Regions from separate parts of the Homo sapiens genome. Here all the other regions are linked to region 5. Evidence: chromatin loops called from intact Hi-C (ENCODE). Cell type or tissue: B cell. All regions are shown on one strand. Region 1 overlaps INO80E (INO80 complex subunit E). Region 2 holds the start of KCTD13 (potassium channel tetramerization domain containing 13). Region 3 has its middle 10 kb from the start of SPN. Region 4 holds the start of C16orf92 (chromosome 16 open reading frame 92). Region 5 has its middle 22 kb from the start of QPRT.

Region 1 (5,000 bases), 300 kb after region 5:
CCAGTGCTCACCATGCGACCTCAGCGTTGTCATTTCACTCTTTAAGCCACAGCTCTCTTTCTCCATTCAGTGGCGGCATTGTGCGGAGAATGTGAGTGAAGGGATGAAAATCGCTCGGCCCGTGCCTGGCCCCTAGTAAGCCACAGAGAAATGTGAGCCGCTGCCAGTCAGGCTGAGAGGACGCCACTGAGGAAGTCCAGGCCAGGGTGGGACATGCTGCGCACAGTGGGGAAGGAGAGGAGGTGGCCAGAGGAGGGGATGGTCCTTTCCAGTCATACACGCATGTCTGCTTGTGTGTGTACATGTGGGGGCCTGGTGCAGGGCGTGGGGGTGCTGTTCAGAGTTGGACCCCCCATCATCCATCCTGCCAGCCTCCTATACCCTGAGGCCTGACCCACCCTGGCCCCCACACCACCCCAGCAGCGGAGATGAGGGTAAGTGAGGGCTCCTTAGGAAGCAGAGAGGAGGCCACAGGGCCAAATGTGACACTCAGAAGGGCCACTGGAGACCACGCATGGCGTTTCCTGCCAGCCCACTCAGCATCTAGCCCAGGGCCAGACTGGACACTGCCCCGCAGGACCCAGCAGGCCTAAGCCTCAGGACCTCCATGTCCACACCAGGTTCAGCCTCCTCTGCTGGCACGTGACTTCTCCCCGTTTCCCGCCCCCCAGTGTCCTGAGGCTGGGAGGGCATTAACAGAAACCACCTGACACACAGCAGGTGCCCAGTTTGTGCCCACAGACAAAGCACGGGGACTGCAGAGGAGACCCACAGAGCTCTCTAGGGAGGGTTTGTGAGGACCTGGCAGCGGGGGGGAGCTGAAGGGTTGAGCAGGGCAGAGGCCACTTCCCACCCTCAGAGGACAAAGCAGGACTTCTGACAAATAGAGCAGGATGCCCAGGGGGAGGGGCTGCCTGTCGTCCCGCAGGCGGCACTCCCGCCCCGAGGCCCCGAGTGGCACGGTGACGCGCTCAGGTCTGTGTTTTAGAGCGCGCGCTCTGGCTGCCGTGCGGAGGAGCTGGATCTGGGAGAGGCTGCGGGCAGGGAGTCCAGTTAGGAGGCTGGGACCGCAGCCCAGGTGAGCTAAGAGGAGGGCTGGGCCTAGGCCACAGCTGCCGGGACCCCGAGGAGGGGCCCATCCAAGACATAATACAAGCTTCTTGGGGGCAGATAAGCCGCTGGGGCTCCTGGCTCAGGCAGCCTGCAATACCCTCCACCGAACCAGTGAGTGCCGCAGAAGAGGGAGAGGAGGAGTAGGGAGAGGAAGCTGGTGGCAGGTGGCACCTCCGGGGCCGGCAGGCAGGCAAGCACTCCAGGCCGACTCCGCCTCTGGCTTAACCCCTGTCTCAGGGCAGCCCAGGCGCCTCCCTGGAGAGGGCAGGTGCCCGGGCCTTTCCCTCCCGGTTTCCTGTGAGACACCCCCATCCCCTCATCTCACCTCTATCACCACCCCCAGGCACTTGCTGGTTTGAGGCTCTCGAGGGGCTGAGGGGGGCAGGCCCTGAGTGCAGCATGGGTTGGCCCAGCTGTGCCCAGGGCCTCTTCCCCCTCCCCAGAGCTGCCCTGGGGGGCAAAGCCTAGTCTCCTGAGGCCCCAGTGCCTCCCTGACTAGTCCCCCTGTGTTTCTTCCCCCTGCTGCAGATGGCGGTGGGACCCCCCGACTGCCCTGTGGGAGGGCCGCTGACCTTCCCTGGCCGGGGTTCTGGGGCTGGGGTCGGGACAACCCTGACCCCCCTCCCACCCCCTAAGATGCCCCCCCCCACGATCCTGAGCACGGTCCCTCGGCAGATGTTCAGCGATGCAGGTAGCGGGGACGATGCCTTGGATGGAGACGATGACCTGGTGATCGACATCCCGGAGTGACCGTGACATCACGCCATGCCCACCACGGCCCCGCCCGGCGCCCTCCCCGTGCCAGCACACACGAGTCCAGCTTCCTCGGAGGTGTTTATTGATGCCCAGCTGCCATGCTCCGGCCACTGACACAACCAGAAAAGGCGTAAACATGCACGGGTGTCCCCCAGGAGGGTGGCAGGGGCCCTGCCTTCAAACCCCGGCCCCCTCCAGGGGACAGTTATTTAAACGAGTGGCCGGGAGCATCTGCCACCTGCTGGGGAGGCAGAGACCCTGCAATGGCCACCTCTTTAAAAGGGCAGCTGTACAGGGCTAGGTTTTTTCAATGAAGTTTCTGTATTAAAGGAGTGGCTCTGGGTTTGTTTTTTGTCCTTTTTTTTTGAGACATTCTCCTCCTCTGAACCTCCCCTAATCCGACCTCCTCCCTGTTGGGGGAGAGGGACGGGGCAGCGTGGAGAGGCAGGAGTGAGGAGCGCGGGGGCCTGGGGCCGGGCTCTGAGCACTGCCCGGGTGTGCAGATGATGGGGGGTTTGCATATTTGCAGGGACTAGCGAGTCAGGCAGGAGGTTTGCATATGTGAATATAGAACTCCGCAGCCCCTCATGAGCAGACAGACCCGGGTCACGGAGACTCACAAAAATAGGTAGTGCAGGGTGGGGGCAGCCCACCCTGTGTAAACGTGCAACACACTCGTGCGAAGGTTGGGTACTGGACCCGGCTCGATGGGCCTGTGCCGGGACACTGCTGTCCACTCAGGCTGAGGACAGAGCCCCGGCCGCAGGGGGCAGCTCACTGGTCAGGGTGTGCCAGCGCTCCAGGGCTGCGTCCGGCTGCTGCAGGCAGTCACTCCAGTGCTTCCGAGCCTCGCCTCGGGCACCTGGCCCCAGGGACACGCCACCTGGGGAGCAGGTGGGCAGGGTCAGGGCCACCTCCCTGCCACTTGCCCGCCCTCAACACCCGCAGCCAGCTCCTCCCTCACCAATGAAGTCATTGGATTTGCCAATGTCATAGTCCCAGACGGTGACTTCCAGGGTCTTGGTGGCCAGAGTGGAGAGCTCTATCTCGTAGAAAAACTCCTAGGGACAAGGCCGGCCACCCGTTCGTGAGCCAGCTCCCCAGCCCCTCCCTGGCCTCCCTCCATGTCCCGTCCCCTCCTGGGTACCTCGTTAAATTCTGGGTTGAGAGTCTTCTTCTTCACACACGTCTTATGCTTGGATTTCTTGTCCACATCGGGCCTCAGGTACCTGGGGGTGGGGTGGAGGGAGACGAACTGAGGGGTGAGGGACAGGCCAGGCCCAACTCAGGCCAGGGCAGGCTCCCTGGGGAGGAGAGGGTCAGAGCAAGGGCTCACGTCTTGACGTAGGGGTCCGAGTAACCGTTGACGTCCATGGCAGCCAGATGGGCGCAGCGCAAGATGCCTACCAGCAGTCCCCGGCGCCGCGAGCTGTAGCTGAGACTCAGCAGGATGCGGCCACGCTCCTCCAGCAGCCCCTGCCCCTGCTCCGCCTGCTCCAACTGCGGGGCACAGACTCAGGGTCAGCCTGGGCCCCTGCAGCCTCCCACCCACATGCATCCCCATCCCCATGAGGTGCCTCACCTCCTTCAGATAACAGGAGATGCCCCTCAGCGCCGCTGACATGGAAGAGGGGGACGCCAGCTGAGGGGGCAAAGAGAAGGTTCTGGAAGCCTGGCCTCCCCAGGGCCCCCTCCCCTGGCGCCCCTGCAGCCCCCACACAGACCGGGACCTGGCGCTCGAGGCAGATGTTAAAATGCTTCTTCTGCGAAGGCTTGAGGCGGCGGAGGGGCACGCGGATCTCCCCAATAAACTCATTGTGACTCAGCTTGTCCTCATCACAGACGGCGATCCTGGTCGGGAACTGCAGTGTCAGGGCCCCTGGGGTACCTGAGCCCCGTTCCGGGGTGTAGGAAGGGCCTTGGACCAGCCCAGCTCTGCCCTAAACACTACGTCTCATCTGGAAGACAGGCTGGCACTTGAGAAGGACAAGCAGATTTGCCCATTCCTCTGTCCCTCCCTCTGCAGCCACCCGGCTGTCCCTGGTCCATCAGGACATGCTCAGCCATTGTGGGAAGCCCTCAGAAATCTTGGAGCACGCTGCTCACTGCCTCCATTCAGGGCCTGGGGGCAGGAGCCGAACACCACGGTGGATGTGGCCATAGACACAGGCCGTGAGAGCTAGAAGGGCCTTGGAGCCTTGGGCAGCCAGACCAGTACCCCACGCCTCCTCGGGAACCCCCGTCCTTTTCCTGCATGCAGCAGAGAGCCAGCCCCGCAGGGACTCACTAAGAAATGATTGCTTTCCAGCCACCTGTCCTCCTGCAGTCCCTGCCCTGCCTCCGCAGTGACCCACTACCAGGCTGGGCATCTGTGGCATGGAGGATGGGCAGATCCCAGCCCTGCCACTTCTGAGCCACCTGTGTGACCTTGGGCAAGTCACTTGATCACCCTATGCCTCAATTCCCATCTGTAAATGGAGATAGTCAAGGGAAAGAAAGAAATGTGAAAATGCTAAGCCTGGGCTGGGCCCTGGTGAGCGCTCATTTTTTGGTCTCATTCTGGTTTTGGCCTCTGGCCTCCCCTCCATTCCACCCGAATAGCTGAAACCAAGGTGGCCTCTCTGCTGCACAGCCCTGACCATCAGGGAAGGTCCCAGCTGCAAATCCAAGCACAAAGGCAGAGGTCTCTCCAGAGCCTGGGTTTCGCTGCCCGCCACCTGACTTGAGGGAGTACTCTCCCTACATCTCCATCTCCTAGGATGACGGAGCAAGTTCCCTGTCCCTGAAGACTTCACTCCTTAAGAGATTTTAGGGGAACTCAAGGCACGGAAGGGGCAGACCAAAGCTGCAGAGGTCTGGCTTAAGCCAAGGGCTCTGAGAAGGGGTCTCGGCAACCCAGGAACGTTTTTGGGAGGGGGCAGAGCTTGGACTGAACCTCAGATGAGCGGAATTTAGGCTGGCAGGAAGGAGCTTTCCAGATAGAAAACAACAGGAAAAGTTCAGGAGTTGTGGAACTGGCCAGTTGGAAGAAGGGAGTCCTCTGTTTGAGGGGCAGAAGATACTTTTGTTTTGTTTTTGAGATGGAGTCTCCATCACCCAGGCTGGAGTGCAGTGGTGCGATCTCGGCTCAC
Region 2 (5,000 bases), 220 kb after region 5:
CTCTCCGGCAGTGGCACAGACCCATCCCGCAGGTAATTGAGGATTGTACCAAAGTGACGGCCGCTCCGGTCAATCAGCACCCAACCTAGTGGGGTGGGGAGAGGCAGGGGGAAAGATGGCTTTGCTGCGGGACCTGGAGCTACTAAATTAAAAAAAAATTTTTGTAGAGATGGAGTCTCACTATGTTGCCCAGGCTGGTCTTGAACTCCTGGGCTCAAGTGATCCTCCCATCTCGGCCTCCCAAGTACTTGGATTATAGGTGTGAGCCACCAAACCTGGCCTAAATTATAAGAAAAAAGGATTCCAGCCAGGCGCGGTGGCTCATGCCTATAATCCCAGCACCTTAGGAGGCTGAGGCAGGCAGATCACCTGAGGTCAGGAGTTTGAGACTAGCAGGACCAACACGGAGAAACCCCATCTCTACTAAAAATACAAAATTAGCTGGGCTTGGTGGCTGGTGCCAGCTACTCGGGGGGGGGCGAGGCAGGAGAATCGCTTGAAGCCGGGAGGTGGAGTTTGCAGTGAGCCGAGATCGCGCCATTGCACTCCAGCCTGGGTAATAAGAGGGAAACTCCGTCTCAAAACAAAAAAATAAAAAAAGAAAAGTAAAGAAAAGAAGGCCGGGCACGGTGACTGACGCCTGTAATCCCAGCACTTTGGGAGGCCGAGGTGGGCGGATCACCTGAGGTCAAGAGTTCGAGACCAGCCTGACCAACATGGAGAAATCCCGTCTTTACTAAAAACACAAAATTAGCCGGGCATGGTGGCGCATGCCTGTAATCCCAGCTACTCAGGAGGCTGAGGCAGGAGAATTGCTTGAATCCGGGAGGTGGGGGTTGCGGTGAGCCGAGATCGTGCCATTGCACTCCAGCCTGGGCAACAAGAGTGAAACTCCATCTCAAAAAAAAAGAAAAGAAAAGAAAAGAAAAGAAAAAGGATTCCAAAGCCACAAAAAAGTCTGAATACTGATCTGTCTCAAACCTGTGCCACAGCCAAGAAATCTCTTTAAAACATCTCCAGCGAGTTCTCCCTTAAGTTTTTATACATATTCAACCAGATAATTAACTCATCCATATCTGGTCTACAGTCAGAAGGCTCTCACCATGAGAAAGTTCTTGCAGAATTACCTTATCAATAAACTGTTAACCCCCGAAGTTAATTCTCACCATCCTATTTAATTAAAATGTCTACCTCCCCCCGTCCAGTTCACTGCCATTTTAACTTTTATATTCTTCATAGAGCTTACTATCAAAAAAAGAAAAAAGAAAGAACTTACTACTATCTGCAATTGCATATGCATATACATTTTGTTTACTTGCTTATTGGTCTTCTGATCTCCCACTTCCCTAAAAAAAGGGAATTTCCATAATTTTGTCAGGTTCATTTACCTATCTCCAGCACTAACTGATATTTTACAAATACTTATTGGACAAATGAATTCTTCCCTTTTTTTTTTTTTTTTTTGAGACAGTCTCTCTCTGTCGCCCAGGCTGGAGTGCAGTGGCGCTGTCTCGGCTCACTGCAACCTCCGCCTCCCAGGTTCAAGCGATTCTCCTGTCTCAGCCTCCCGAGTAGCTGGGCTACAGGCGCACACCACCACGCCCGGCTAATTTTTGTATTTTTAGTAGAGACGGGGTTTCGCCATATTGGTCAGGCTGGTCTCGAACTCCTGACCTCAGGTGATCCACCGCCTCGGCCTCCCAAAGTGCTGGGATTAAAGGCGTGAGCCACCGCACCTGGCCGAATTCTTCACCTTTGATACTTGAAGGCAGATCTCCGCCTCTCAAATTTTTATTCTCCTGCTCTCACAGTCCTCGTTAACCCCTCCCTTAAGACTCTCCCACTCCCAAACTCCAAAACTTCAAAGTCTCACTTGGGCACGAAGGGTCCATACTTGAATGCAACACTCCAAGAAGGTAAGGTTCACCTGCCAAGGAGACCTGTCCACCCTCCACTCTGGTGTCCCTGGCAAACCCAAAGCAGCCTCCTTCTGCAATGTGTGTATACAGGTGGATTCCTAGAGTGTACAGGGACCTGTGTCAGGGGAACACAGAGGCAAACAAGATCTCCCAGCTCTCCTGGCTGGCTGTGAGCAGTTCTGAAGCAGAGAGGGAAACAAAAGGCTGGGCAGTCGGAAGAAACTGAGGAAGGCTGCCAGGAGTAGTACTGCAGGCAGCAGGGCTAGTTCCCAAGTCTTGAGCTGAGGGGTGAAGGGTGGGAGAGGTGGTCATGAGGATTATGAACTGACACGTTCAATCACTTACCACAGCGCCTGGCAGTTAGGGGTTCCGTAAGTGTTGGTTATTGCTGGGGGTAAAGGATTGGGGGAGGAGAAGAGAAATTATGAATGAGAAAGGGGAGGAGATGGGATGTGGGGGCTGGAGGGAGCTGAGAATGAGTTGACTGGACAGTAGCGGGCAGAGAGAAGGGGCATGAGGAGCCCCGGTGGTGAGAGACTGCGGGGAACGGGAGTTGGGGGTCTGGGGTGGGGGCACGGTAGGGGCGCCGCTCGTACCTCCGGCATCGGTCAGCACCTCCACGCGGCCGCTGAACATGGCTTTGAGCATGGTGTCCTGTCCCGTGAGGGTGCGCAGCGTGGTGTAGTGCAACGAGCCGCCCACGTTCAGCTTCACGTATTTGCTGTTCGGGGTCAGCGGCTTGAGACCGTAGGCGGCGGGGCCAGGCTCGAGACCCGAGGGCTTGGGGGCTTCCAGGGACGGGGCCGCGGCGGCAGCCGGGCCCGAGGCCTCCGCCGACATGCCGGGTAGCAGCGGCGGACGGCGATCCCAGGATCTCTCCGCGCCCTGCGGCCTGCTCCCGAAGACCCTCGGCCGGCCCCCAGCCCTTGGGCCAGACCGCTCGGCGCACACGCCCACTCACCGCAGCTACTCTGCAAGACCGGCCCTCCGCCCCATCTCGCTCGCACCACCCGGAAGCCGGCGCCGGGCAGCTGCGCAGGCGCGGCCCCGCCCCTGAATGGGGGCGGGGCTGCGAGTATGGAGCATGCGCAGTGGCCTCGCTGGGGGATCCCGTAGAGGTTTGGCGTGTGGCCTGCGGGTTCCCCGGGCGGGTCGACGTGCGCTCCTCTCTGGTCTCGAGTCACCAGGACCAGATCGAGGATGCGGCCGACCCCCTGCCCGATGTGGAAAGCGAAGTCTCCACCTCGTGATTGGGTCTCTGCTGTCAGAGAGCTTCACGAGCTTGAGGGGAAACAGACAGAGAGGTCTGGGCATTGGGCAGTTTCCCGCCTCCCAGCCCCGCGCACTGAACAGACTGTGACCAGAACTGCGAACAAAGCGCGGAGGGAAGCTCTTAAAGGAGGCCAAAGCGGCCGGGCGCTGTGGCTCACACCTGTAACCCCAGCCTGTAAGCCTAGCTACTCGGGAGGCCGAGGCAGAAGGAGCGCTTGAAGCCAGGAGTTGGAAGCTGCAGTAATCCGTGATCGGACCGTTGCACTCTAGCCTGGGCAACATAACGTCCTTTGAAAAAAAAAAAAAAAACAGAGGCCAAAACGGGTAGCAGTGGTGCCCGGGCACCAAGGATGGAAGGCCTCTCTGAGGAGGTGATGCCGAGCTGAAGCTGGGAAGCGGATGTGAGGGAAGAGTTCCAGGCAGAGGGAAGGCAAATGCAGAGATCCTCAGGCAGGAACACTGAACTGTTCTCCGTATTTGAGGAGCAGAGGGCGTGTCAGTGGTGGCCGCAGCAGCTGAGCAAAGGTCTTAGAATCCCAGCTAATGTCGTGGGACCTAGCACCCAATCCCAAAAGAAAGAAGAATAGATAGGAACCCACTGTTGACAAGAAGGTGCACTGAGAAGTGTTTTTATCTGACCCGATCTGCATCCAGTTTAGAAGCCGATACATCAGGGATTTAACAATCTGTCTTAATGTCTAGCAAGGGGGGTTGCTGGAGGGAAAACACAGAGTCAGAGTTCTATCTTCAGCCCTGCCAGCAGGTCCCTGGGAGATGCTAGACGAGTGACTTTTCTCTGGGCGTGGTTGGTGTAAGGGATGCACACGCAGGAGGAAGGTCGGAGTGTAAATGTGTGACCTGGGCCTGTTACTGGGTATAAATGGGCCTGTAGTGACCGGGAGCTCATGTTCTACCAAAGGGGTTGCCAATTTTCTGATTTCGAGTGTGGCGGTGTAAAAGAGAAAAGCAACTGCTGCCAGCTGGGAGCTGGTTTGCACCCTCACTCCAGAAGCCTTGATGTTGCTAGGAGCTGACCTGGCACCAACAGCACGGCCATGGTGGTGTCCTGTTGAGCAAAATAATTTCACAAAAAACATCAGACAAGGTCACTCTCTGACTGATCTAGAAAAAGACCATTCCATAATAAAGCCTCAATACAGAAACAAGAACATTGTCCAAACCACAAAAATTACCAACACAATCCTCTCTCCCACAGCGTAAGTTACTGCTGCTTTTTTTTTGGTTGTTGTTTTTGTTTGTTTTGTTTTGTTTTTGAAATGAAGTCTTGCTCTGTTACCCAGGCTGGAGTGCAGTGATGCAATCTTGGCTTACCACAACCTCCACCTCCAGGTTCAAGCGATTCTCCTGCCTCAGCTTCCAGAGTATCTGGGATTACAGGCACCCACCATCATGCCCAGATCATTTCTGTATTTTTAGTAGAGACGGGGATTCACCAAGTTGCCCAGGTGAGTCTTGAACTCTTGACCTCCGGTGATATGCCCACCTTGGCCTCCCAAAGTGCTGGGACTACAGGTGTGAGCCACTGCACCTGGCCACTGCTGCTTCTTTACCAAGTACAGTTTTAGCTTGATTCATTCCTCCCATCTTCTAGATAAGAATTATTAAGATAACCAAAAAGAATTATCCCTACTTCCTGATAGCATCCAACCCAGAGCAAATGCCCCCCTTTTTGGACCCGCCTAGGAAGTCCCCTAATGAAAGTTCCAATCCTGTAATAAGTCCTTTCACACATGTTCTTGCTGAGATGTCTGTGGTGTTCAGCCTCCCTTGTTCAACTACAGGTGCTTC
Region 3 (5,000 bases), 48 kb before region 5:
ATTGCCCCACTGCACCCCAGCCTAGGTGACAGAGTGAGACAAAAAAAAAAAGCAAAGTTCACCTTTTTATTAGGGAGCTTTCTTTGGATGTGACTTGAAAATGTGCTCCTGCAAAATTAAGAGGGTAAATCACAAAAGAGAAGGGTGCAGACTACAGGAAATAGGAGATCCCACCCAAGAGAGAAATAACCACTGGTCCCAAGATGTAGCAGTGTAGCAACAGGGAGTGGGAGGGGAGAAGGAAGGTCACACTGGAGCAAGGAATTAGTGAAGCAATTAGAAACTCTAGGTAAAATTAAAAGAGATGTATTGTAGTAAATTTACTATGATACATTATCGTAGTAAATATCGCTAAAATTTTATATATATATATAAATATATATATTTATATAATATAACTGAACAATAGTTATATAATGCTTTTTTTTTTTTTCTGAGGTGGCATCTTGCTCTGTTGCCCAGGCTGGAGTACAATGGCACGATCTCAGCTCACTGCAACCTCCGCCTCCTGGGTTCAAGCGATCCTCCTGCCTCAGCCCCCCTAGTAGCTGGGATTACAGGCACGCGCCACCATGCCCAGCTAATTTTTTTATTTTTAGTAGAGATGGGGTTTCACCATGTTGGCCAGGCTGGTCTCGAACTCCTGACCTCAGGTGATCCACCCGCCTCGGCCTCCCAAAGTGCTGTTATTACAGACGTGAGCCACCGTGCTAGGCATTTTTTTTTTTTTTTTTTTAGAGACATGGTCTCCCTTTGTCACCCAGGCTGCAGTGCAGTGGTATCATCATAGCTCACTGCAGTCTTGAACTTCTGGGCTCAAGTGATTGTCCCGTCTCAGCCTCCTGAGTAGCTGTAAGTACAGGCATGTGCTACCATGCCTGGCTACTTTTTTTCTTTTTTTCTGTACAGATGGCACCTTGCTATGTTGCCCCAGCTGGTCTTGAACTCCTGACCTCAAGTGATCCTCCTGCCTTGGCCTCTCAAAGTGCTGGGATTACAGACATGAGGCACCACATCCAGCCCCATAATCTTAAAAACAAAGAAAATTAATAGTTTTCCATTTTAGACTCAAACTCTGGACCAGACAGCACTGATCTTGACTATCTGAGGTGATAGAAATAGCCTTTATCTGTGTTATTTGATTTGATAGCTACTAGCCACATGTGGTTTCTGAACACACTTGAAATGTAACTAGCTAGTTGCAACTGAGGGAACTAGGTTTTAAATCTCATTAAATTTTAATTAAGTTAAAGTAGTCTCCTGTGGCCAGTGGCTTCTACATTAGGCAATGCAGCTCTAAGCAAGATGAAAGAGAGAATGCCAATATTATCTACATTTAACAACATAAAAGTAAATGTACAGGTAACAGAAATGAGCAGAAGAGAGATAAAGGAAAGCCACTATCTTCATGTCACAAAGTGATAAGAATTTAGGCCAGAAGCTGTGGCTCATGCCTGTAATCTCAGTACTTTTGGAGGCCGAGGCAAGGAGGATCGCTTGAGCCCAGGAATTCAAGACCAGCCTGGGCAACATAATGAGATCCCTGTCTCTACAAAAAAAATTAAAAATTAGCTGGGCATGATGGTGCACACCTGTAGTCCCAGCTACTCAGGAGGCTGAGGTAGGATTGCTTGGGCCCAGGAGTTCGAGGGTGCTCATCTCTTTAAAAATAAGTAAATAGGTCAGGTGAGGTGGCTCATGCCTATAATCCCAGCACTTTGAGAGGCTAAGGTGGACGGATTGCTTGAGCCCAGGAAATTGATCTCAGCCTGGGCAACAGCGAAACAATGTCTCTACAATAAATATAAAAAGTAACCAGGTGCATGCCGGGCGCGGTGGCTCACGCCTATAATCCCAGCACTTTGGGAGGCCAAGGCAGGGTGGATCACAAGGTCAGGAGATCGAGACCATCCTGGCGAACACGGTGAAACCCTGTCTCTACTAAAAATACAAAAAATTAGCCGGGCATGGTGGCGGGTGCTTGTAGTCCCAGCTACTCGGGAGGCTGAGGCAGGAGAATGGCGTGAACCTGGGAGGCGGAGCTTGCAGTGAGCCGAGATCGCGCCACTGCACTCCAGCCTGGGTGACAGAGCGAGACTCCGTCTCAAAAAAAAAAAAGTAACCAGGTGCGGTGGCACACACCTGTAGTTCCAGCTACTTGGAGGCTGAGGTGGGAGGATCACTGGAGCCCAAGGTTGCAGTAAGCTGAGATCAGGCCACTGCACTCTAGCCTGGGCGAAAGAGTGAGACCCTGTCTCAAAACAAAACAACAACAATAATAAAACTCATACATAACTACGTAAATAAAGTTACAAAAGCAACTTTAGTTCGTTACAAAGGACCTGAAGAGAGGGATTTAACTGACCTGCAAGGTGGAATGGGGCTGGAGCAGGGCCAGTGGGTCAGACACCTATGATTATGCCAGGCAAAATGGATACATGAAGAAATAAAGTTATAGCATCTCCATGTAGTAATAGAAAAAAAAAAGGAATAACGAAATTAGCACACTTTTTGGGAATGTGGACCCACCAGTAGAATTGAGACTAGAAAAAGTTAAAAGCATTAGAAGTGTTCTCTTTCTGAGATCATGACTTGTTGGGGAAAGGGAAGACTTATTGTTCATGACAAACACTTCTGTGCTTATAACATGCATTAGCTTAGGAAACAGCACTTTTCTTTTTCTCTTTTTTTTTTTTTTTTTTTTTTTTTGAGACAAGGTCTTGCTCTGTCGCCCAGGCTGGAATGCATGTTGCGATCTCGGCTCACTGCAACCTCTGCCTCCTGGGCTCAAGCGATCCTTCCACCTTGGCCTCCCAAGGCGCTGGGCGCTGGGATTACAGGCATGGGCCACCGTGCCCGGCCTGGTGCTTTTCAGTGAATAAATAAGTATGTAAACTTCTCTTTTCTGACTAGACGGAAATTCCCCAGAGGACAAGGGTGGCGTGACTTGTCAGTCCTTTTCATTGACAGCGCTGTGGATGGGAAGAAAGGGCCCCTGGTCCCAAGCAAGCCCCAGTCCTGTGGCCCTGGAGGATCAGAAGGGTAATTAAGTGTCAAAGGAAAACATAGCCAGACATGAGTTACTGTGGTGAAAACAGATTTTATTCAGTAACTACTCGTGGTAGGAGAAAGAGCTGAGCTCCATTCTGATTTGTGCAGAGGTGATTTAGGCATTTAATTAGTTAATTAGTTTTTGTGGGACAGGGTCTCGATCTGTTGCCCAGGCTTGTGATTGTGCCTGTTGCTCAGATTGTGCAGTGGCACAATCATGGCTCACTGCAGCCTCGAACTCCCAGGCTCAAGTGATCCTCCTACCTCAGCCTCCTGAGTTAGCTGGGACCCACAGGCGTATGCCACTGCACCTGGCTTTTTTTTTTTTTTTTTTTTTTTTTTGAAACAGAGTCTCGCTCTGTTGCCCAGGCTGGAATGCAGTGGCATGATCTTGGCTCACTGCAACCACCACCTCCTGGGTTCAAGCAATTCTCCTGCCTCGGTCTCCTAAGTAGCTGGGATTACAGGCGCGTGCCACAATACCCAGCTAGTTTTAGTTTGTTTTTTATTTATTTATTTTTTTTAGTAGAAACGACGTTTCACCATGTTGGCCAGGCTGGTCTCGAACTCCTGACCTCAGGTGATCCACCCACCTCGGCCTCCCAAAATGCTGGGATTACAGGAGTGAGCCACCGCACCAGTGTCTCTCTCTTATAACACCAGCTAGTCCTTATCAGGCTTTGACTGTGGGCCCCTCACCTGTCTAACTTATCCTTCCCAGGAACTTTGAAGAATACTATTATTATTCCTATTTTGCAAATGAAGAAACTGAGGCAGATTAAATGCCTGACCCAAGGCCATCCAGACGGCAGGCGATGCAGGCAGGAGTCAAGCTCAGGTACCCCTCCCCTTCTGTGGCTTCCCTGCCTCCAGGCTTCTGCCAGCCCCTGTCTACCTTGGTGTAGGAGCGGCCCCTCAAAGACCTGCAGGGAGCCGGGCACGGTGGCGCACGCCTATAATCTCAGCACTTTGGGAGGCTGAGGTGGGCGTATCATGAAACCCTGTCTCTACTAAAAATACAGAAATTAGCCGGGTGTAGTGGTGGGCACCTATGATCCCAGCTACTCAGAAGGCTGAGGCAGGAGGAACGCTTGAGAACCCCAGAGGCGGAGGTTGCAGTGAGCCAAGATCGAGCCACTGCACTCCAGCCTGGACGACAGAGCGAGACTCCATCTCAAAAAAAAAAAAAACCTGTAGAGGGAAGGAGGAACTGGGGCCTGGGGAGGGCAGAGCTATTATCTCAGGAGAAGCAGGCAAACCTCTGGTGACCTCTGATGACCTCAGGGCAGGATGGGCAGGCCTTCACAACAGCTCCAGGCACACCCAGCCTCCCGTCCCTGGCCTCATCACTCCCCTCTCTGCCCTCCACCCTTTGGCCTCCTTGCCTTTGTCCACAGTTCTGCAGCCTGATACCCTCTTCCTTGTCTCAACCAGAGAAGTCTTCAGTCAATAAACGTCATCCAATGCCTACTGTGTGTCAAGCACTTCCTGGGTGCTGGGGCACTGTGCAAGCACACACGCACAGCTGTGAGGCCATGGGGCTGGCATTCCAGTGTGGGGAGAGCGACGGAAGCAAAATAAGAAAGTCCATTACATGGCGCATTTGAAGGCGCGAAGTGCTATGGGGAGAAAGCAAGGAGGGGGGTTACAGTCCAGAGGGAGGGGGGTGCGATTTTTTTTTTTTTTCCAGACGGAGTCTTGCTCTGTCACCCAGGCTGGAGTGCAGTGGCGTGATCTTGCAAACTCCGCCGCCTGGGTTCACGCCATTCTTCTGCCTCAGCCTCCTGAGTAGCTGGGACTGCAGGCACCCGCCACCATGTCCGGCTAATTTTTTGTATTTTTAGTATAGACAGGGTTTCACCGTGTTAGCCAGGATGGTCTTGATCTCCTGACCTTGTGATCCACCTGCCTCAGCCTCCCAAAGTGCTGGGATTACAGGCATGAGCCAC
Region 4 (5,000 bases), 320 kb after region 5:
GTTGCCTGTGGGCCTGGGGCACGAGCCCTGGCCCAGCGTCGGGAACCAGGTTATTTATTTATTGAGACAGAGTCTCGAGTGTCACCCAGGCTGGAGTGCAGTGGTGCGATCTTGGCTCACTGCAACCTCCACCTACCGGGCTCAAGTGATTCTCCTGCCTCAGATTCCTGAGTAGCTGGGACTATAGGCACGTACCACCATGCCTAGTTAATCTTTTTTTTTTTCTTTTTCTTTTTGAGATGAAATTTCACCCTGTCACCCAGGCTGGAGTGCAGTGGCGCAATTTAGGCTCACCGCAACCTCTGCCTCTTGTGTTCAAGCAGTTCTCCTGTCTCAGCCTCCCGAGTAGCTGGGGCTACAGGCGCATGCTACCGCACCCGGCTTATTTTTGTATTTTTAGTAGAGACGTGGTTTCACCATATTGGTCAGGCTGGTCTTGAACTCCTGACCTCAGGTGATCCACTTGCCTCGGCCTCCCAAAGTGCTGGGATTATAGGTGTGAGCCACCGCGCCCAGCCTTTTTTTGGATTTTTAGTAGAGAGGAGATTTCATCATGTTGGGCAGGCTGGTCTCGAACTCCTGGCCTCAAGTGATCCACCCATCTTGGCCTCCCAAAGTGCTGGGATCATAGGTGTGAGCACCGCGCCTGGCCCAAAAACCACATTACTGAGTCCCTTCTGCTGCCTCTCACATGCCTTGTGGCTTTGGATAAATCCCTTCCTTTTTCTTAGAAGTGATCTGCATGGCGGCTCACACCTGTCATCCCAGCATTTTGGGAGGCCAGGGTGGGAGAATCACTTATGCCCAGGAGTTTGAGACCAGCCTGGGCAACATAGCAAGACTCCATCTCTGCAAAGAAAAAAAGAAGTAGGCTGGGCGCAGTCGCACACGCCTGTAATCCCAGCACTTTAGGAGGCCGCGGAGGGCAGATCACTTGAGGTCAGGAGTTTGAGACCAGACTGGCCAACATGATGAAATTCCGTCTCTACTTTAAAAAACTACAAAAATTAGCCAGGCATGGTGGCATATGCTTTTGATCCTGGCTACTCGGGAGGCTGAGGCAGGAGAATCGCTTGAACCAAGGAGGCAGAGGTTGCAGTGAGCCAAGATCGTGCCACTGCACTCCAGCCTGGGCAACAGACAGAGACTCCATCTAAAAAACAAAACAAAACAAAACAAAAAATAGGCAGGTGTGGTGGTGCACGCCTGTGGTCCCAGCTACTTGGGAGGCTGAGGTGAGAGGATCGCTTGAGCCCAGGAGGTCGAGGCTGCACTCCAGCCTGGGTGACAGATAGAGCAATATCCTGTCTCAAAAAAAGGGAAGCCATCAGCGCAGCACAGGGGAAGCAGCCCACGTGAGCCAGTCCCATAGATATTCGTTTCCCTCCTTCCCCACCCCCGCCCCGCTGCCCCCTTTTTTTCTCTCTCTGGGCTTTTTACTTGTTTAGGAACTCGAAGCGGTTCATGGCAAGTACCCCGAGTCCTAGCCCACCTGCTCTCTGCATAGGGTTGCGGCAGAGCACCTCACACGCGCAGATACACGCCTGGCTTTAGGGGAAGTCGCGGCACTGGGTCTGCAGAGTCCGCTGAGCACGCACCTTCGTTGTGAAACTAAGGAAACCCTGGAGTGTCCTTGGGCTTGGGTGGGATGGAACATGCCCGTGACAGACAGGCCCACCTGCCAATCAGAAGGGCGCTCTCCTTAGCTGGGATGGGGCCGCAGGAGTGGAAATGGCTGTTGGGAGGTGGCAGAGATGGGAGATGGGGTGGCCACGGGGGAGCCGCCGGCCACAGAAGAGGAAACGGAGGTGCAGGGAGCGGAGTCTGCGAAGGACGCGTGGATGGCCAAGAGATGTGCCTCGGAAAGGGCCGAGGGACTTCCTCTGACCAACCCCCGACGGCCATTCCCAGCCATCCGTTTTCCTGCAGCCGCGGATGCAACCTGTGGAAGAGGCGGGAGGAGGCCCGGGAGTCCGCCCCGCTGCGCCTTTCCTAGGGTGGGAGCGTGGACTCAGGCGCGGCCGCTGCTGCCACCTAGTGGGAGACGCCTGCTACTCCTCTCGGTTCCTAACCCCAGGGTCGTTCCCGGCTGAGCACTAAGGAGGGGGCGGGGGAGGACGGAGAGAGCCCTGTGCCCCTGGATCTGCGGATAGGATGCAAGGGGGAGCCTCAGAGAGGAACCCCCCCCCCAGGAAGTGTGCATTGCCCACACTACTTTTCCCCTCTGTGCCGTGATTTCCTCCCGTGTATAAGGGAGGCAAGAGTACCTGCCTCTGGGCTGGGCTTGGTGGCTCACGCCTGTAATCCCAACACTTTGGGAGGCCGAGGCAGGCGGATCATCCGAGTTCAGGAGTTCAAGACCAGCCTGGCCAACATGGTGAAACCCCATCTCTACTAAAAGTACAAAAATCAGCCGAACAGTGATGGTGCGCGCCTGTAATCCCACTCCAGGAGGCTGAGGCAGGAGAATCGCTTGAACCCAGGAGGTGGAGGTTGCAGTGAGCTGAGATTGTGCGTCTGCACTCCAGCCTGGCGGACAGAGTGAAACTCCATCTCAAAAAAAAAAAAAAAAAAAAAAAAAAAAAAGAGTACCTGCCTCTGAGGGTCAGTGCAAGAGCAAATGAACAAATTTGTGCAAGGTACTTGGCCATAAATGGGGTCCAGCCAGCATAGTAATAGGTGTTCAATAAATGCTACCTGCTGGGCATGGTGGCTCATGCCTGTAATCCCAGCACTTTGGGAGGCCGAAGCTGGAGGATCACCTGAGGCCAGAAGTTCGAAACCAGCCTGGGCAACATAGCAAGCCCTCATTTCTACAAAAAATGCAAAAATTAGCCGGGCATGGTGGCACATGCCTGTGGTCCCAGCTACTCAGGAGGCTGATGTGGGAGGATCACTTGAGGCCAGGAGTTCAAGGCTGCAGTAATCATACCACTGTACTCCAGCCTGGGTGACAGAGTGAGACCCTGTCTCTGAAAATACATAAAATAGGCCGGGCGCTTTGGGAGGCCGAGGCGAACAGATCACCTGAGGTGAGGAGTTCAAGACCAGCCTGACCAACATAGTGAAACCCTGTCTCTACTAAAAATACAAAAATTAGCCGGGTGTGGTGGCAGACAGATAAAAGGAAGGGATTTATCCAAAGCTGTAATCCCAGATACTCAGGAGGCTGAGGCAAGAGAATCACTTGAACCCAGGAGGCAGAGGCTGTAGAGAGCCAAGATGGCGCCACTGCATTCCCACCTGGGTGACAGACAGAGACCCTGTCTCCAAAAAAATGAAAATAAATAAAACAAATGTTACCTGTGGTTGATCCAAGGGGTAACCGGAGGTGTGTGGCCCTGTGCCACCACCCCAAATTGTGCCTGTTGTCCAAACACAGCTTCCTTTAGTTCGGGCTTTCAGCAAGATGGCCGTGCCGCATCCCTCCTCTTTGTAAATGCTGGGGCTGCCACCATTATGGTTTTATCATCAGCGACATTCCAGGGGGTGAAGACTGGTCCCAACCTCTCTTCTCCTCTCCTCTTCTGATGAGAGTGAGGGATGGGGGAGGGGTCCCAGCTCCTAGCACTTTCTCCCCTCACCCCAAAGTGCCATCAGAACAGCTCTGGGCTGTGACATCACAGAGCCCCCACCTCATGATAGGAGTCATGAGGCTGTGGCCATGGGTGCTGGTGTGGGTGTGGCTGGCTGCACTAGGGGCCATAGAAACTGGTAAGAAGCTGTCTTGGGAGCAGCAGGAAGGCAGGCAGCTCTGGGAGCATAAAGTGTGATGCCCACTTAGGGACTCGGAAGCCAACCCTGCACCCTCTCATTTTCTCTCCACTCTTCTCTCCCATCCTGCTGGTCCCACCTACCCCCCAACAACCGCGAGCCTTGTCGTGGTGCACCCAGCTGACCCTGAGGGAAATCAAGACCCTCCACAGCCTCTGCAATAAGGCTGGGTGGTCTCACAGGGTCCCAAGTCAGCTTCCGCCTCGAGAGATAAAGGCAGGGGTCAGCTTGGCTGTTGTCACAGAGTTTGCTTGGGTCCTAGCACCCAGACCCAAGCGTGCCACGGCGTCAGCCCTGGGGACAGAGTCTCCGCGCTTCTTAGACAGACCTGACTTCTTCGATTATCCGGACTCAGACCAAGCCAGGCTGCTGGCTGTGGCCCAGTTTATTGGAGAGAAACCCATCGTGTTCATTAACTCAGGTATGAACCAGCTTGAGAAGGGACCTCCCTCCCCGCCAGGGTCTGGAGGAGAGCAGCCCCAGACCCTTCATTGGGCCATCAGAGGGGAGTTAAGGGTCCTGTTTGTCTAGCAGGTTCCAGCCCCGGGCTCTTCCATCACATCCTGGTGGGCTTGCTGGTGGTGGCGTTCTTCTTTCTCCTTTTCCAGTTCTGCACCCACATGTAAGGCCTGCCCCCTTTCTCCAACCCCACCCACCACCACCTTCCTTGGGAGCGGCTGAAGACCCCAGTTCTAGCGGGGCAGGCTGTGACCTCTCCCCTCTGATCTCCATGCCCCACAGAAACTTCCAGAAAGGGGCCTAAAGAGCCGGACAAGGGCTCTGGACTCAACCTGAGCACCCACACCCACCTCCTCTCCTGTTGATGAGCAAAAGTTCCCTGCTTTCCTCCTCCCTGACTGCCCAGCGAGCAGCTGGGGATCCTGTCCCCTCTGTTTCCCATGGCCCAAGCCCCCCACCTCCTCCCTTCCCAGCCCCAAAGAACTTGGTGGCAAGGGCCTTGGTGGCGTTCACGCAGATCGTCTTTTATTAGCGGTCTGTAAAGCACCTCCCAGGGTCCCCCGACCCCAGATTGGAGGAAGCCTTGAGAGGTCAGTAGCACCAGGGACATGGCAGGGCCCGAGGGCGCGATGTGCAGCCGATGGTGAGGGACTGGGCGCCCTCGCCTGCCCCCGGGGTTGTCAGCACTGGGAAGGCTTGGGGGTAGCAGCCACCTCCTTCCCCCAACCCAACAGACTAGTTCAAATTTGGGTAAATAAATAAAATAA
Region 5 (5,000 bases):
GACACAGCCCAGAGGTGCCACCTGCAGCTGCCCTGTCCCCTCTAATCCCAGCTCCACCCTGCCTGCTCCCGTCCTTCCTCCAGGGGGAACATGGACACGCTCAGATGAACCCCAGCTTCTTATGCCTGAACTGGGGAAACTGAAGCCCCATGGGACCAGGGGTTCCACTGGGCATCAAGGGAGGAAAGTTGAGCCCCGGGGTGATCTGGGAACTGGGATCTGGGATCTGGGCAGGCATTGGGGCCTGACAGAGCAGAAGTGAGGAGAGGGTACCAGGAGCTGCAAACTCGGTGCCTCCAGGACCTATTCGGATAAAATAAATGGGTGGAACTGGAATAAGACAAAGTGGGGGTGCGCTGTGGCCAACTGGAAAATGCTCGTTGCAGCCACAGCGTTCCATTAAAAAAGCGAAAGGAACCTGCCTGCCTGAGTCTTAAGCTCCCCCTAAACCCAGAAATGGGTTAGCCCTCCAGTATCCTCCAGCTCTGAGAGCTGGGGCGGGCACTCCATTACTGGGGGAACAGGAAATGGATCCTGGGCACTCTAGGGCAACACACGCCCTCCTTGCAGGGAAATGGATTTCCAGGCAGGGGAGATGCATGGGCAGAGGTGGCTTGGATTGTTTGCTGTAAGATTTGAAGCTGTGATCAGGAGGTGGCTAGGAGATGGGCTGGGTCCAGACCACAAAATGGTAGATCGGAGGATTTGGACTCTGTCTCATGAGTGAGCTGGAAATCAAGCTGGAAAATCAGATAAGCTTATTCGCAGCTTCAATCCAGTCCGTTGCAGAAGGATGCATTTGAGGGGGCTAGAGCAGCTGCAGGGAGGCCAGGAGGAGCTGTGGAAGAGGACTTGAGTGTGGGTCATGGCCATGGGGTTTGGAGAGAAGTGATACAGTGTCTTCAGAGCTTCAGAAGGCAGAGGGAGTTCGATGGCTCAAGGCAGTTGGAAGAGTTGGGTGTGACTGAGGGGGTGGGGAAATGGGGCATGCGTGGCAGGCAAGGACTCTTATGCATCACCTCCCAGTCCCTTGTCCATCTGGCTACACTTCCTCTTTGCCTGGCCAGCCTAGGACCAAGCTGGGATCATTTCCCCAGGATGCCCCACAGACAATGGCAAATGTGCCCATCATAGCAGTTTGTTTAATGAAAATGATATGCTGTTGTGAGTACGGGATGTGCCAGCAATGCTGGCTACTGCATGAGACGGGAGCTAGCAGGGAGCACCTTCATCCAGGGTGTGCAGGTCCCCTTCCCTCAGTTAATGCTCGTGGGGGCGGGCGTTAGCCTCTCCACTTACCGAAGAGGAGACTGAGGCTTTATAAAGTTAAGAGAGCTGCTTAGGGTCACTCATCAATAAAGTGGTGGAGGCCAGTCATGGTGGCTCACACCTGTAATCTCAGCACTTTGGGAGGCTGAGGCAGGAGGATCACTTGAGCCCAGGAGTTCAAGACCAGCCTGGGCAACATAGTGAGACTCAATTTCTATTTTTAAAAAATTATCCAGCTGTGGTGGTGCACACCTGTAGTCCCAGCTACTCAGGAGACTGGGGTGAGAGGATCGCTTAAGCCTGGGCAGTTGAGGCTGCAGTGAGCTGTGACTGCACCACTGCACTCCAGCCTGGGTGACAGAGGCCCTGTCTCAAACAAAAATAAATAAATAAATAAATATATAAAGTGGTGGAGCAGTTTGAATTGTGTCATTCACTCATTCAATATTTAACTGAGCATCTACTGTGTGCCAGGCACTATTCTAGACAATGAACATACAACGAGTAAACAGATAAAAATCTCTGTCCTCAGGGAGTCTGTATGTTGGGGTTGGGGTGGGGGCGGGGAAGAATAGACAATGAAAAAATACTTAAGGAAAATATGTAGACACCAATTGTCCTGATGGCCACCCCTGATGGCCACCAGAGGGCACTGCAACCACGCGGCCCTCCGTTCGTCTCTAATTCCAGCTCCCTTTCCGGATTCCGAAGGCAATAGCCAAGGAGGCTATGAATACGCAGCATAGCATCTGCTCAAGAATCAACGCGAGGAGGCATTGGCAGCAGTTTTTTCTCCACCCACTTTTCCAGCCTCATCCCCTCATCAGACCCCCATCCAACTGCCCAGGGTACCCCTGTGACTTTTCAAAGCCCCGTGTACTCCAGATTCACCAGCTACTCACATTCACTCCCAGCCACCCATCCCCTCCCAAATACTGTCTGGGTTACCCACCAACCCCATCCATCCGCTCACCTGATGCCTGTCCTCCTCCTCACCCACCCACCCGCGCCCCTCGCCCCTTCCACCTGCTGTCCTGCCCACCGGAAACTGGCCAAATTGTCCCATAGATTTTTTTTTTTTTTTTTTTTTTTTTGGATAAACACAGAAATTGACATTCCTGGTCTTAAAGCTTGAAACTTAAATTTGCCTTATCTGAGTTCCTTCCCCAGGAAACTGACCCTCAGGCCTCCCAGATAGCATCAAGGAACTGAAACTCCTTTTCTTTACCCCCCTCTAATTCCTGTTTTCCCACCCACAGCTACATTTGCTCCCCACTATATAAACCCCCAATTGGAGTTTGTTGGAGAGATGGATTTGAGACTTATCTCCTGTCTCCTTGGCAGATGTCATCTGAATAAAGCCTTCTTTCCTGGCGATACTCATTGTCCCGGGATCCCAGATCAGCTTTCTGTGCAGTAAGCAATGGGACCTAGACTGAATCCCTGGCGTTTCGGTAATACACCCATCCATCCTGTCCACCCCCACCCATCCTGTCCACCCCCATCTATCCTGTCCACCCCCGACCCATCCTGTCCACCCCCGACCCATCCTATCCACCCCCTTGTGCTTCCATCCACTCATCACTCTTCCCACCCCTCCGCCCACCCACCATCCGATGCTACAGAAGCCCAGAACTGGGGCACTCAATCTAGAGGTCAAAGATGGCAAGAGGTCAAACCAGATTGACAGTGAGTCACCTCAGTGGATATGAGTTTTAGTGTGCTGAGGCCGTGAAAGGTAAAAGCATTTAAAAACAGCAAGGCCAGGCACGGTGGCTCACGCCTGTAATCCCAGCACTCTGGGAGGCCAAGGCAGGTGGATCACCTGAGGTCAGGAGTTCAAAGCTAGCCTGACCAACATGGGGAAATCCCTTCTCTACTAAAAATACAAACTTAGCTGGGCGTGGTGGCATGTGCCTGTAGTACCAGCTACTGCTACTTGGGAGGCTGAGGCAGGAGAATCGCTGAACCCGGGAGGCGGAGGTTTCCATGAGCCGAGATCACACCACTGCACTCCACCCCGGGGAACAAGATCGAAACTCTGTCTCAAAAAACAAAAACAAAAAACCCACAAAAATTAGCCAGGCGTAGTGGCGGGTGCCTGTAACCCAGCTACGCAGGAAGCTGAGGCACAAGAATCACTTGAACCTCAAAGGCAGAGGTTGCAGTGAGCCGAGATCATGCCACTGCACTCCAGCCTGGGCGACAGAGTGAGACTCTGTCCCAAAAAAAACCCAGAGCAAACAAACAAAAAACACAACGGCGAGACATTCTTAGCAAACCAACTATCTGCAAACAATTCAACGTCGGATCTTTAAAAAAATCCCGCTGTGGCATTATGCTGCGGACACATACATTAATTTATGGCTAGCCCTTCAAGACAACCAGGTGGGTAAAATTATGTAAATGTTCACCGCCTCTATACTTTGTTCCAATGACTTCCTGAGTAATTGATTGTTTTGCCAATTACTCAGCAACATTTAAGACCTGCTTCCGGAGGCCCTAAGTAGCTCAGCATTCTAAGACCGAAGTACTGAAGAAAATCTGCCTGTGTGGCTGTGAATAACATCTCCATCCGTCACTGTGCACATCAGATTTAGGCCAGATAACGCAGGCTTTATTTATTTCAGGTACGCCTTGCGCTTCAGATCATGGGACTCTAGTATAGCACCCCCAGAAAATTATCAAGGGCAAAAAAATCATAATACATACCTCTAGTTCAGTGGGTCCTTGGATAACCTCTTTCCTCTCTCCTAGTTCTTCAGCTAAAAGATTCAGGAGCCTTAGCAACAAGAAGGAGCTATCCCACAAGTTGCATTATTCTAGATATTCGGACACTTTTTTTTTTTTTTAAGCAGGAGTCTTGCTATGTTGCACAGGCTGGTCCTGAACTCCTGTCCTTAAGTGATTCTCTTGCCTTGGCCTTCCAAGTAACTGGGATTACAGCGGTGAGCCACCGTGCCAGGGTTTTGGATGCTTTTTTTTTTTTTTTTTGAGACAGAGTCTCTCTTGTCGCCCTGGCTGGAGTGCAATGGTGTGATCTTGGCTCACTGCAACCTCTGCCTCCCGGGTTCAAACAATTCTTCTCCCTTGGCCTCCCAAGTAGCTGGGATTACAGGTGCGTGCCACTACACTCAGCTAATTTTTGTATTTCTAGTAGAGATGGGGTTTTACCATGTTGGCCAGGCTGGTCTCGTACTCCTGATCTCAGGTGATCCGCCCACCACAGCCTCCCAAAGTACTGGGGTTACAAGCGTGAGCCATCGCGCCTGGCCGGATACTTTTTAACCAAAGGAAAAAGCAAGCATCTTTATTGGAATAATATATCAATATATGCAGGTAATCAGACAATACCAGTCAGACAACACTGACTTCTTTTTTTTTTTTTTTGAGAAAGGAAGGAAGGAAGGCAGAAAGGAAGGAAGGAAGGAGGGAAGGCCGGAGGTGGTGGCTCATACTTATAATCCCAGCACTTTTTGAAGCCCAGAAGGGAGATCACTTGAGGCCAGGAGTTTGAGACCAGCCTGGGCAATATAGAGAGACCCCATCTTGACAAAAAATTTAAAAATTAGCCAGGCATGATAATTTGCACCTGTAGTTCCAGCTACCCAGGAGGCTGAGGCAGGAGAATTGCTGGAGCCCAGGAGTTTGAGGCTGCAACCAGCCGTGACTGCACCACTGCACTCCAGCCTGGGCGACAGAGAGATACCCTGTCTCGAAAATAATAAATA

What was found. A loop is a pair of places that touch in the nucleus more often than their neighbours do. Peaks named below come from ENCODE experiments on the same cell type or tissue, not always from the same donor. Only the 100,000 strongest peaks of a DNase experiment are listed, where the experiment ranks them.
Region 1: it touches region 5 in a loop (16-fold over the local background); 25 of 110 quality-filtered maps call a loop at or near these places.
Region 2: it touches region 5 in a loop (5-fold over the local background); 2 of 110 quality-filtered maps call a loop at or near these places.
Region 3: it touches region 5 in a loop (4-fold over the local background); 8 of 110 quality-filtered maps call a loop at or near these places.
Region 4: it touches region 5 in a loop (10-fold over the local background); 87 of 110 quality-filtered maps call a loop at or near these places.

The regions. Positions count from the first base shown.
Region 1 is chr16:30,003,580-30,008,579 of GRCh38, forward strand. INO80E (INO80 complex subunit E) reads left to right here. Exons shown (of 7, transcript NM_173618.3): 7 at 1,642-2,212. The coding sequence ends at 1,863. DOC2A (double C2 domain alpha) reads right to left here. Exons shown (of 11, transcript NM_003586.3): 6 at 3,594-3,720; 7 at 3,452-3,511; 8 at 3,206-3,369; 9 at 3,017-3,098; 10 at 2,834-2,930; 11 at 1,935-2,752. The coding sequence ends at 2,607. Among named protein-coding and RNA genes, the nearest start is that of DOC2A, 4.9 kb to the right of the region's middle. RefSeq lists an enhancer at 146-930. In B cell, CTCF peaks have their summits at 2,130 (motif pointing left) and 2,332; DNase peaks (open chromatin) are centred at 1,389 and 2,102.
Region 2 is chr16:29,923,275-29,928,274 of GRCh38, forward strand. KCTD13 (potassium channel tetramerization domain containing 13) reads right to left here and starts at 2,952. Exons shown (of 6, transcript NM_178863.5): 1 at 2,516-2,952; 2 at 1-85. The coding sequence starts at 2,759. KCTD13-DT (KCTD13 divergent transcript) reads left to right here and starts at 2,949. Exons shown (of 3, transcript XR_001752362.2): 1 at 2,949-4,408; 2 at 4,493-4,657; 3 at 4,994-5,000. RefSeq lists a silencer at 2,618-2,857. In B cell, no CTCF peak of the experiment used is centred here; a DNase peak (open chromatin) is centred at 2,987; H3K4me3 peaks cover 1,910 bases; H3K27ac peaks cover 1,785 bases.
Region 3 is chr16:29,650,751-29,655,750 of GRCh38, forward strand. No RefSeq gene overlaps it. Among named protein-coding and RNA genes, the nearest start is that of SPN, 10 kb to the right of the region's middle. RefSeq lists enhancers at 2,883-2,932, 2,943-3,072. In B cell, no CTCF peak of the experiment used is centred here; a DNase peak (open chromatin) is centred at 2,931.
Region 4 is chr16:30,019,691-30,024,690 of GRCh38, forward strand. It overlaps C16orf92 (chromosome 16 open reading frame 92), which reads left to right and starts at 3,508. Exons shown (of 4, transcript NM_001109659.2): 1 at 3,508-3,714; 2 at 4,037-4,195; 3 at 4,309-4,396; 4 at 4,516-5,000. The coding sequence starts at 3,651. The coding sequence ends at 4,537. It overlaps TLCD3B (TLC domain containing 3B), which reads right to left. Exons shown (of 5, transcript NM_031478.6): 5 at 4,737-5,000. It also overlaps a transcript of DOC2A not described here. In B cell, CTCF peaks have their summits at 2,015 (motif pointing left) and 2,229; DNase peaks (open chromatin) are centred at 1,353 and 2,031; H3K4me3 peaks cover 1,006 bases.
Region 5 is chr16:29,698,746-29,703,745 of GRCh38, forward strand. No RefSeq gene overlaps it. Among named protein-coding and RNA genes, the nearest start is that of QPRT, 22 kb to the left of the region's middle. RefSeq lists a silencer at 708-882, a cis regulatory region at 1,653-2,255 and an enhancer at 3,574-3,673. In B cell, CTCF peaks have their summits at 1,932 (motif pointing right) and 2,133; DNase peaks (open chromatin) are centred at 1,946 and 3,286; H3K4me3 peaks cover 1,322 bases; H3K27ac peaks cover 1,321 bases.